Linked DNA regions of Homo sapiens: region 1 is linked to region 2. A link is a contact called in ENCODE POLR2A ChIA-PET data. All regions are on one chromosome and are shown on one strand. Each heading gives the region's core, a stretch centred on a gene start or an enhancer-like site at or near the end of the contact. The rest is flanking DNA. Distances are from core to core; before and after follow the strand shown.

Region 1 (5,810 bases), core at 2,456-4,955, 330 kb after region 2:
CAGATGGCCAGGAGGGAAATTTATCTTTATATTTAAAATAATCTAATAATGAAAACAGCCATGCACACAAAACACTCAAAACTCTTACTCAAGTGTTTATAGCAGCAATTTTCTTTTTCTTTTTCTTTTTCTTTTTCTTTTTTTTTTTTTTTTTTTTGAGATGGAGTCTTGATCTGTCACCCAGGCTGGAGTACAGCAGCGCGATCTCGGCTCAGTGCAGTGCAACCTCCAGCCCCCTAGGTTTTAAGCAATTATCCTGCCTAAGCCTCCGGAGTAGCTGAGATTACAGGTCCACGCCACCACGCCCGGCCAGTTTTTGTATTTTTAGTAGAGACAGGGTTTCACCATGTTGGCCAGGCTAGTCTCAAACTCCTGACCTCGTGATCCGCCCACCTCTGCCTCCCAAAGTGCTGGCCTGGCCGCATTTTTCATAATAGCCCAAACCTAGAAACAACTCTGATGTCTATCAACTGTTGAATGGATAAACAAAATGTGGGATAGCCACATGATGGAATAATCATTTGGCAATAAAAAAGAATGGAGTACTGATACATGTGACAATGTCGACCTTGAAATCATGCGAAGTGGATATGAGGAGATAATGAACACATCCCAGTTACCAAAGGCCTCAGACCATGTCTCCATTCATAGGAAACAGCCAGAATAAACAAATCCACAGACAGAAACAGGCTCCCTAGGGCTGAGGAAGATGGAGGGTGACGGCTAGTGGGTACAGGTTTCTTTTAGGGGTGATAAAAATATTCTAAAATTGGTCGTGGTGATGGTTGTACAGTTTTGTGAATTGCTTAGTTTAAATGGTAAATCAGATCATATCTGAATCATATCTCAAAGCAGTTAAAAAAGATGAAGCGATCGCTGTCTTAAAACATTCCTGTCGTTTTTCCAAGTGGCATATATGTCTTCAAATTTTATTTTATTTTTTTATTTTTTGAGACCGAGTCTTGCTCTGTTGCCCAGAGCTGGAGTGCATTAGCACGATCTCAGCTCACTGCAACCTCTGCCTCCCAGGTTCAAGCAATTCTCCTGCCTCAGCCTCCCAAGTAGCTGGGATTACAGGCACGCACCACCACGCCTGGCTGATTTTTGTCTTTTTAGTAGAGATGGGGTTTCACCATATTGGCCAGGCTGGTCTTGAACTCCTGACCTCATGATCCACCCACTTCAGCCTCCCAAAGTGCTGGGATTACAGGTGTGAGCCACCGTCCAGCCTATTTTATTTTTTTGAGATGGGGTCTCATTCTGTCACTCAGGCTGGAGTGCAGTGGCACGATCACGGCTCACTGCGGCCTCAACCTCCCAGGCTTAGGTGAGCTTCCAACCTCAGCCTCCCAAGTAACTGACTACAGGTGTGCTCACCACCATGCCTGGCCTGTCTTCAAATTTTATACAGTTGTACCTAAAGCTGTAAAGGGAACTCTGTGACTGCTTTTTTTCCCCCCAAGTGAAACTTGTTTCATCTGTGATGACTATTCTTGTTTTCGTTTCCACATTAAGCTTTTTATTCCCTTTTCCTTTTTTTTTTTTTTTTTTTTTTGAGGCAGAGTTTCACTGTGTCATCCAGGCTGGAGTGCAGTGGTGCAATCACAGCTCAATGTGGCAGTGTCAACCTCCCTGGACTTAGGTGATCCTCCCACCTCAGCCTCCAGAGTAGCTGGGACTATCAGTGTGTGCCACCACATCCAGCTAATTTTTCTATTTTTTTGTAGAGTGGGGGGTCTCACTGTGTTGCCCAGGCTGTCTTGAACTCCTTGGCTCAAGCGATTCTTCTTCCTCAGCCTCCCAGGGTTCTGGGATTACAGATGTGAGCCACCGCACCCGGCTACCCCTTTCAACTCTTAAATTTCTTTGGAGCATACATACTAGAGGTTCAATATTTAGATGTTGTTTAAGTGGATGAAAATGTTTCCTCCTGGGTTCATAAGAGAAGCAGAGGGTACTAATCACCAGTGTGTTTTCCCCTTTGCAGAACTTTCACGATGGCCGTAAAGCACAGCAGCACATCGAGACTTGCTGGAAGCAGCTTGAATCTGTAAGTGAACAATGCACAGCAAAAGAAACGGCTTTATAGATTTTTTTTTCTTTTTTTTTGAGACGGAGGCTCCCTCTGTTGCCCAGGTTGGAGTGCAATGGTGCGATCTCGGCTCACTGTAACCTCTGCTTCCCAGGTTCAAGTGATTCTCCTGCCTCAGCCTCCCAAGTAGCTAAGATTACAGGCACACGTCACCATGCCCGGCTAATTTTTGTATTTTTGGTAGAGATGGGGTTTTGCCATGTTGGCCAGGGTGGTCTTGAACTCCTGCCCTGAAGTGATTCGCCCACCTCGGCCTCCCAAAGTTCTGGGATTACAGGCGTGAGCCACTGCACCCAGCCTAGGAAATGTCTTTATAGATTTTCCAGTTTCAATTTAATTTAAGCTTGAGTCAATCAGAAAGTAAAAAACATGCACATAAAAACACTAATGAAACATCTTTATAGATTTTTCTCATTTAATTTGTTTCTAGAACCATTATCTAAAGTTGAGCCAAAAGAGCTCAAGTTGAGTATTTTTCTAAAAGTCACGTGGAAATAATAAAGATTAGACAGTTTTGATGGAAATAAATGCAGATTTTAAAATAACTTCTAGAAATTATGACATATAAGAAATCAATTCAGAGAAGAGTATTCTTGGGCCAGACACATTGGCTCACGCCTGTAATCCCAGCAATTTGGGAGGCAGAGGCGGGAGGATTGCTTGAGCTCAGAAGCTCAAGACCAGCATGGGCAACATGACAAAACCTAGTCTCTACAAAAAAATGCAAAAATTAGCTGGGCATGGTGGTGCATGCCTGTAGTCACAGCAGCTAGTGAGGCTGAGGTGGGAGGATCACCTGAGCCGGGAAGGTCAAAGCTGCAGTGAGCCAAGATGGCGCCACTGCACTCCAGCCTGGGTGACAAAGTGAGACCCTGACTGAAGAAAAAAAAAAGAAAAAGAACAATGCTCTTTGGGAGCTTTAGATAAAATTACATCTTCTCGTAGGACTCTTATGGTTTCATAATTATTTTCCTCTGATTTTAGAGTAAAAGGCGATTTGAACGCGATTGCAAAGAGGCGGACAGGGCGCAGCAGTACTTTGAGAAAATGGACGCTGACATCAATGTCACAAAAGCGGATGTTGAAAAGGTGAGGTGAAAGCTCAAGTGTGGGCCGGGCACGGTGGCTCACGCCTGTAATCCCAGCACTTTGGGAGGCTGAGGTGAGCGGATCACCTGAGGCCAGGAGTTCGAGACCAGCCTGGCCAAGATGGTGAAACCCCATCTCTACGAAAAACACAAAAATTAGCTGAGTGCAGTGGCAGGCACCTATAATCCCAACTACTAGGGAGGCTGAGGCAGGAGAATCGCTTGAGCCCAGGAGGCGTTGGCTGCAGTGAGCCAAGATCACGCCACTGCACTCCAGCCTGGGTAACAAGAGCGAAACTATCGCCAAAAAAAAAAAAAGACAAAAGAAAGCTCAAGTGTGTCTTTCATTTCCCCTGTGAGTGTTCATCACCGACCACCCATCCCCAAGTTCTCATTTCTAATGTAGCCACAAAAGGCGCTACATGGGGAATCATTTTCATTTTGTGTCAACCATTGTGGGGACCAGAAGCTCAAGTGTGGGGAATCTTCGGTGTTAGAATTTGAGACGTTTTATCTGTTGAGTCACCAGGGTGATAAAGTGGAGACTTAGACTATGAACAGTCTGGGAACAACGTTCCAGAAGGTTGTGGCTCTTAATGGCTTTTCAAAGAGAAAGTCAATTTCTTGAGAGCCGGAGGAGACAGGACAGGGCCATCTGGAAGAGCTTGGCTGCTTATAATGGTTCCTTTAGAGCAATAGTCTCACTGCTTGCCTGACTTCTAATTGATTCCTCCTGGTTGATAACAGTGAGGTTGTAGTTGAAGCCTTGCATATTTCAGTCCTCTCAAAAGCTTTTCTCTAAATGGACTTGTATTGCCAACTAGAAATATTATAAAGTGTATACTGTTTCTCATTGTGGCTCAATATGCGTTTTTTCCCTAGAAGCTGAATTTTATTTTTATTAAAGTCATCAATACAATGTAAACAAAATTAGGCTTTTACATAACAAGGACTCATTCATGATGCCCATGGTTGTTTGGGCATTCATAGCTTCATGCTGTATGTGGGTGAAAGCACTGAGTTTTTATAGATTTGTTGAGCTTTTGACAGATCAGTTAGAGTTGAGTTTAGTTGGGAAATGGTGTGAACTATTATTTGCCAAATTCTGCCAAATTCCTTGCTTAAAGACTAGGTATACGTTAATATTAGTATGCCTTTCTCTAAAATTATTAAATATATTAAAATACATATTCTTGCCAGGTGCTGTGGCACATACCCCTAGACTCAGCTACTTAGGAGACTGAAGCAAGAGGATTGCTTGAGCCCAGGAGTCCAGACTGGGCAACATAACGAGACCCCATCTCAGGAGCAGGGGAGTGTTCTCAATATCTGTATTTGATCTCAAAATGGAGATACTTACTTTACCAAAAGACATTAATTTGCTGCTAAAGTTAAATATTTAAAATGTTATTCAATTAAAATAAGTTAGATTAGCCCAAAGTTTCAAAAGATATTTTATGTTGAATGAGGCAAATCAGTGTATGTATCATTCATATATGTGTGTGTGTGTGTGTGTGTGTGTGTGCGCGCTAAAAGAAGTATATATGTATATATTTTAGAGATACCGAGATATGGTCTCTTTTTATTTTATTTTTTATGTTTATTTATTTATTTTTATTTTTTATTTTATTTTATTTTTTGAGACAGAGTCTCGCTGTATCGCCTAGGCTGGAGTGCAGTGGTGTGATCTTGGCTAACAACAACCTCTGTCTTCAGGGCTCAAGTGATCCTCCTGCCTCAGCCTCCTGAGTAGCTGGGACTACAGGAGCCCACCACACCCTGCTAATGACCCTGTCTCTAAATAAATAATTTTTTTTTTTTTTTTGGTGTGGTGTATGGGCTCATGCCTATAATCCCAGCACTTTGGGAGGCCAAGGTGAGCAGATTGTTTGAGTCCAGGAGTTCAGATCCAGCCTGGGCAACATGGTGAGACCCTTTCTCCATAAAAAATACAGAAAAATTAGTGGAGCATGGTAGCCCATGTCTGTGGTCCCAGCTACTCCGGAGGCCAAGGTGGGAGGATTGCTCGGTCCTGGGAGGCAGAGTTTGCAGTGAGCCACAATCCTGCTGCTGCACTCCAGCCTGGATGACAGAGCCAGACCCCGTCTCAAAAAAAAAAGCACTCAGCCTCTAAACTGTCATTTCATTTCTGTTTTTTTCTGTAGAGATGGTCATATCAGCAGCAAGTAATGATAGTTGCATTTCTTTTCCAATCTTCATGCCTTTTGTTAATTTTTTCTTATCTTAACTCTGCTGGTTATGCCCTCTGTTTTGCTGAGTCATCATTGTGGACTTCCTCAGCTTGTTCCTGATTGCAAAGAGAGTGCTTCAAAAGGTTCCCCATTAAGAATGATTTTTTTTTTTTTGGGACGAAGTTTCACTCTTGTTGCCCAGGCTGGAGTGCACTAGCGCAATCTCGGTTCATTGCAATCTCCACCTCCTGGGTTCAAGTGATTCTCCTGCTTCAGCCTCCCAAATTGCTGGGATTACAGGCGTCACCACGCCCAGCTAATTTTTTGTATTTTTGGTAGAGATGGGGTTTCACCACGTTGGCCAGGCTGGTCTCAAACTCCTGACCTCAGGTGATCCACCAGCCTCGGCCTCCCAAAGTGCTGGGATTACAGGCATGA
Region 2 (5,774 bases), core at 1,443-3,942:
TTATAAACAAATGTAAGAGACAGCTGCAAGTATCAAATCAAATGAGCTAAGTAAAAGATCTACAATGTGAAATTTGAATTGGAAATATCAGTATAAGTTCTCCAGATAGAGATAGATGATAAATTGATAGGTAGGTATATAGGCAGGTAGGTAGGTAGATAGATAGATAGATAGATAGATAGATAGATAGATAGATAGAGCAATTGATCCAGAAGCAATGATGGCCCAAAGTTTCAATAACAATGATCACCACCAGTACCTAGATCTTGGTTTCTAAATACCATTCCCCACGAGGGTTCCTTGGAGAAGTGGCTAATTCCAGGTCTGGGGCAGGCAATTTATAAGGTGAGCCTGGGATGATGGGTTATTCCATAAAACAAAGAAGTTCTCAAAGACAAATAGGGACATATCAAAAGGACATAGGAACCAGCTTGAAGGAGCTCCCACTGACTAAATTTGGGACAACTTGAGCCCAAAAGAGAATAATAACTGTGCTCAATTGAAACACATTGAATAATATAATCCATGTGCACATAATGATACTCAAAAAAGAGAAAGCAAAATTCAAAACAGTAAAGCCTCCCTTGCCACAACTGAAGTGACTCCTTAATCGAAGAGAAAGAACTAAGTGTGATTCCGTGCCTTTTCGACAGAAATTGTACTTCAGAGAAACCAAATTATCCGTCACTTTTGATGCATAAAAGTTCTTCTTCTTGGAAGAATGCCCACTCATAAATGTGGGAGGAATGATGCAGTTAGGAAATCATCATTTTGCAACCCCTAATGAAATATCATTTCAGGCAAGAGTCCTCAGTGGATGCTAAAACTGTTAGATGAAAAGTTGATGGGAACTAGATGTCCGCACAGAGCGAGAACATTACCCACTTGAGTCATAAAGGCAAAAACGCAGCCCAACCATACAGAGAGCTGGCTGTCGCCACCCTCACCCAGTCATCAAACTTATCATCAGTAATAGTAGGATGCTCAGACACTATTTGCCTCCCGGTGTGATACAACAGAAGACACACTCAGCACCAACTAGGAAATATTCCTGCCAAAAAGTTCAGCCTTCATCAAATCAGACCTTTGGACTTATCCAGTTTGAGGGAAACATAGGGGATTAAAAAAAAAAAAAAAGTGAATGCCACCACAAGGAAATAATCAGAAGAATCCAGAACATGGGACAGGGTACAAATCCATGCCTCTTGAACAGCTTAGTGTCATAAAAAAAGAGCTGATGGCTTCAGACCAAAGAGGACTTAATAGACATAACAACCAAAGGAAATGCACAGCCCTTGATGAAATCCTGATTTGACGAAAACTGTGATCAAAGACAGTTTGAAGACAGGGAAATCTGAACATGGGCTATGTATAGAATGATACTAGGAAACTCATTAATTTTATTAGACGATATTGTGGGTTATGTTGAAGACTATGTTTTTTCAGAAATCCATGCTGAATTATTTATAGATAAGGTGTCATGATTCAGCAAAAAGTATAAAGAGATAGATAAAGCAAGTCGAGCAGAAATGTTAACAATTGTTGAATCTAGTTGGTAGGTGTGTTCTTTTTACTTTTCTGCATCTTGGAAATTCTTCATAGTAATTTTTTATTAAAGTAAAGTCATTTAAAAATAACAAGTATGCGACCGGGCACTGTGGCTCATGCCTATAATCCCAGCACTTTGGGAGGCCGAGGCAGGCGGATCACCTTAGGTCAGAAGTTTGAGACTAGCCTGGCCAACACAGTGAAACTCCATCTCTACTAAAAATACAAAAATTAGCCGGGTGTGGTGGCAGGCGCCCGTAATCCCAGCTACTCAGGAGGCTGAGGCAGGGGAATTGCTTGAACCCAGGAGGCAGAGTTTGCAGTGAGCTGAGATCATGCCACTGCATTCCAGCTTGGGTGACAAGAGCAAAACTCCATCACAAACAAACAAACAAACAAAAATCAAGTATGCAAGTATGCTGTGACTTTAATGTACACCTGAACAATCACAGTGGTATACTGTTGCTTGCCAACTCCAAGCTAAGGGAAACGCTTCCTGGAAAGCTGAAGAAGAAAGGCAAAGCCACATTCAGCCCCAAGTAGAAAAAGGTCTGTGATTGATTAGCAATGTCTGCCATGAATATGGGTTTTAAAAGTGGTGTCTTGCATGCTACTTATTGGTCATTCTTGCTCTAAATCATAGTCCTTCAGCTCTGCTTACCATGTGATCTTCTACAAAAAGGGAAAGGAATCCAAAGAATTGGAAAATGAGGTTTTTGGGTTTTTGTTTTTTTTTTTTTTTTTTCAGACTGAGCTAGAAGATATGTGCCTAGAAGTTTATGGCTAGATTTCAACTATCACGTGACAAGAATTCTGTATTCTGAAAATGCATCTGTTTTTATAATTGGAGCTACTTCATTGTTGTGTCTTGCCTAGCTTTCTAAGTAATGTGTCTCTTGAAAAGGTCCCACCTGTCTTAGCCAAGGAATGAGGACAAGGTTCTTCGTCCATGTGGGGGTGGACAGAAGGGAGCAGTGGCTGAGGACTCCCAGCTGGAGAGGCCCACAGAAGCCCGCCGAACATGTGAGGCAACTCCTCCAACAGCAAAGAAGCAGGTCCGTTACCACCGTCCCCTTCCCCCGGGCCAGGCCTTGTCAGGGGTCAGGAGGGAAGCATCACTGAGCAAAGCACCAGTCGACAATTACCCAGAGGAGTGACACCCGCTACTGTGTCGTAACTGCTGTTACAAGCTTGTTCTAGGATGTTCTGATGGAGGGAAGATGCTCGGCAATTCAGACTACTGAACCACAGAGAGGGCTGGGACACGAGGCAGAAAGCCAGTGACCCACAGGATGGCCTGCCCTGTAAGCATATCCCCACTTGGGAGTTGGGGGGCTGACCCTCTTGCCCACAGCAGGGCCAGACCCCCCTGTAGGGCCAGGCCTGGGGACATTGCCTTCTAGACCTGTGGTGCCAGGGCTCCAGCGCAGAGAGCCTTCATTAAGCCAGCTCAATGTTCATCTGGTGAAGGCAATGGCTTCCAGATGTTAGAGGGGCTGGGGGACCAGCGAGCCTGCGATGCACTGGGGCTCATCTCTGTCACCCATGGGGAAGGAACGAAAAATCTGGCAGTGCTCCCCCAGCCAGATGGCTGCTGCTCGACCCTTCGCAGCAGATAAATCATCCCCGAGGATCCTCCCAGAACATTTGACAGCCAGGGCGGCTGAGGAAGCAGGGAAGGAAAGCCAGGGGGCGAATGGGCCCCCGAGGCACAGATGAGAACACAGAGGATGGGGCTGTGGGTCCTGGGCCCTGTGCCAGGAGGCTTACCGTGAAGTGACAGAGAGAGAACCCTAGTCAGGGGGTTTTGCCCCTTGCCAGCTGGGCACCCTGGGCACTCGCCCTAGCAGAGAATCTTTTTCAGAGAGAGTTCCTAGTCTTCAGGGGGCATTGATGGAACTGAGGGACATATCCTGGGCTCCACATTGAAGCACGGGGGGGTGGGATGGCATTTAGCCATCGTGAACTCTTACCAAGGGCTTCCTCTCTCCCTGGCTACCATCTCACCAGGTAGGGGCTCTCGTTAACCCAACTGCACACAAGAAGAAAGTGTGGCCCAGAGAGGTTGAGGACTGTGCTGGCAGTCACCCTGCAGGTAAGTGGCAGGGCTGCGAGGTCTGAAGCCAGGCCTCTTGCCCCGGAGTCCAAACCCTAACCACCTCCCCCTGGGAGGGGTCCAGGATGAGGTCATCTCTGGGCCCCTGCTGATGAATTTAATCAGAGCCACCTGGTCAGACGCTCCCCCAGCAGCTCCCCCTCACCCCCCCATCTTCCGCCCGCCCTTACTGTCTTAGAAGGACACCTTTCTCCTAGCAGATGCACAGAACACAGGCAATTCACCCTTTGTGCCTGCTGGTGCTGAACATGGGAAGGCTCCCAGCCCCCAGAACCAGCCGTGCTGGAACGTGTGAGTTGTGGGGTGGGGGATGCAGAGGAGAGCAAGATGCCCAGTGCTCTCCCAGGAAAAAAAGACAGAGGGGCTTTCCCAGGCACGGGGGAGCTGCAGGACAGGCAAGTTTGCCCAGCTCTGCTGGCCCCACCCCCACCACTGTCGGGGCTAGTGACAGTGCGTTGAGCTGTGTCTGCCAGGGAACTTGGGGGAGGCTGCTCTGGCACAGCAGGTGCTTGGACTTGTCTAAGTCTTAATCAAAAATGCACACCTTTGGGGCAGGTTCAAGGGGCCACGTTGCCTGCCTCTGACATGATCCCCTGTCTGTTTAAGGATTATAAAAGCTCCAAATTTCCCCTACCAGGGAGAGATCCTCACCTTCCTTTAATTACCCTGCAACCCCAAGGGGTGATCCAGGTACTAGTGAGGCCAACTTCACAATTGAAAAAAAGTGAAATGCTCCAAAGCAGTAAGCCCTAGCTGTGACTGATGGCCAACTCTGCACCAGCACTCAGAGCTGCACCTGGCCCGGGGCAGGAGCTCAGCAAACAAGGGGAAGAGAATGCATGACGCCTCTTGGGCTGCACTGGATGCACTCTGAAGAGGTAAAAGGATTAATGACACACGCATAGTTTGGAGCCTTTTGCAACTTCTGGGGAGTTCTCCCAGCTGGAGGCCCCTTGGCTAGGGTGAAGGCACCGTTCATCTCTCCTGGGAGGGTGACCGCAGCCCTGGCTGTCCAGCCACCTTCCCAGGCTTGCCGAATGTCTGGGAACATCTGGAAGAGGCTATGTCCAAGGCATTAAGCTAAAGAACAACAGAGCTCCATGCCCAGGAAGGAGAGGGTTCCAGGCCCCTACTTAGAGGTAGCCAATTCTGGCCACTGGTGGTCCTACTGAGTCAGACACATGCTGCCCGGCCAGACTGTCACAGCAGAAAGCTGGCACCACAGCTGGGAGTAGTGGATTTGCCCAGGTTCCCAGCCTCAAGGAAGAGGCTTAGGACAGCCCAGCCTCACACCTGGGCGAGTGGCCCCCATCAACCTGCCCAGCTGCCCTGTGTCTGATTTGCCCCTGGCAGGAACCAAGTTCCCATGCAATTGGCCAGATAGTTCTCCCCAGGAGCAAGAACCAACCCATCCTTCCACTGTAAAATGCCTCCCACCCTTGCTTGGGTGACTCGGTGCGAGGGTAGGCTGACATGCCAAAAAATGAAGCCTAAAGTGTCGCAGAGAACCATAAACGCCATCTGTCAACAGGGAGTTAAGGCACGCTAATCTAAACACACTCCTGGAGATAGCTCTCTGCAGCTCGTAAATATACACACACAAAACCCTCTCCCAGAGGCAACAAAGCAGGACTGGCTCAAGGCCATGGCCAGCCTCAGACACCCTGCCTCTCTCTCCTTCCTCTTACCAGGGACTTGAGCACAAGGGACCCTGTCCATTCACCAGCTATTTACCCAGCACCTGCTCTGAGCTGGGAAATGTAAAGTGCTGGGAAGGCTGTGGCCATCGGGACTCACAGCCCAGTCCCTGGAAACTTCACGGCCTAGTGACATTTAATAATCGCACAGTTATAAAGTTATGATTATGCAAAGTAGCACAGGGAGCTGGGAGGGGCACACAAGGAGACCTAATCTTTTTTTTTTTTTTTTTTTTTTTTTTTAAGACAGAGTTTCACTCTTGTTGCCCAGGCTGGAGTGCAATGGCACGATCTTGGCTCACCACAACCTCCGCCTCCCAGGTTCAAGCAATAGGAGACTTAATATTGAAAGGAAATCAAGGAGGGTCTCCATGAGGAGGTGCGCTTAAGCCAAGACTAGGAAGGTGAGAAGG

What was found. ChIA-PET counts read pairs that join two places held with the same protein, here RNA polymerase II (POLR2A).
Region 1: POLR2A ChIA-PET joins it to region 2 with 16 read pairs in BJ. The contact joins two enhancer-like sites. POLR2A ChIA-PET finds 5 or more read pairs at or near these places in 2 of 52 experiments (BJ and HEK293).

What each region holds. Positions count from the first base shown.
Region 1 is chr9:129,954,731-129,960,540 of GRCh38, reverse strand. FNBP1 (formin binding protein 1) reads left to right here. Exons shown (of 17, transcript NM_015033.3): 5 at 1,988-2,050; 6 at 3,077-3,181. Among named protein-coding and RNA genes, the nearest start is that of FNBP1, 86 kb to the left of the region's middle. Within about 2 kb of position 3,705, at least 7 of the 41 ENCODE cell types and tissues checked have a DNase peak (open chromatin) inside an H3K27ac peak, as active enhancers do.
Region 2 is chr9:130,287,382-130,293,155 of GRCh38, reverse strand. All of the region lies in intron 4 of HMCN2 (hemicentin 2), which reads right to left. Among named protein-coding and RNA genes, the nearest start is that of HMCN2, 25 kb to the right of the region's middle. RefSeq lists an enhancer at 3,147-3,715. Within about 2 kb of position 2,692, at least 10 of the 41 ENCODE cell types and tissues checked have a DNase peak (open chromatin) inside an H3K27ac peak, as active enhancers do.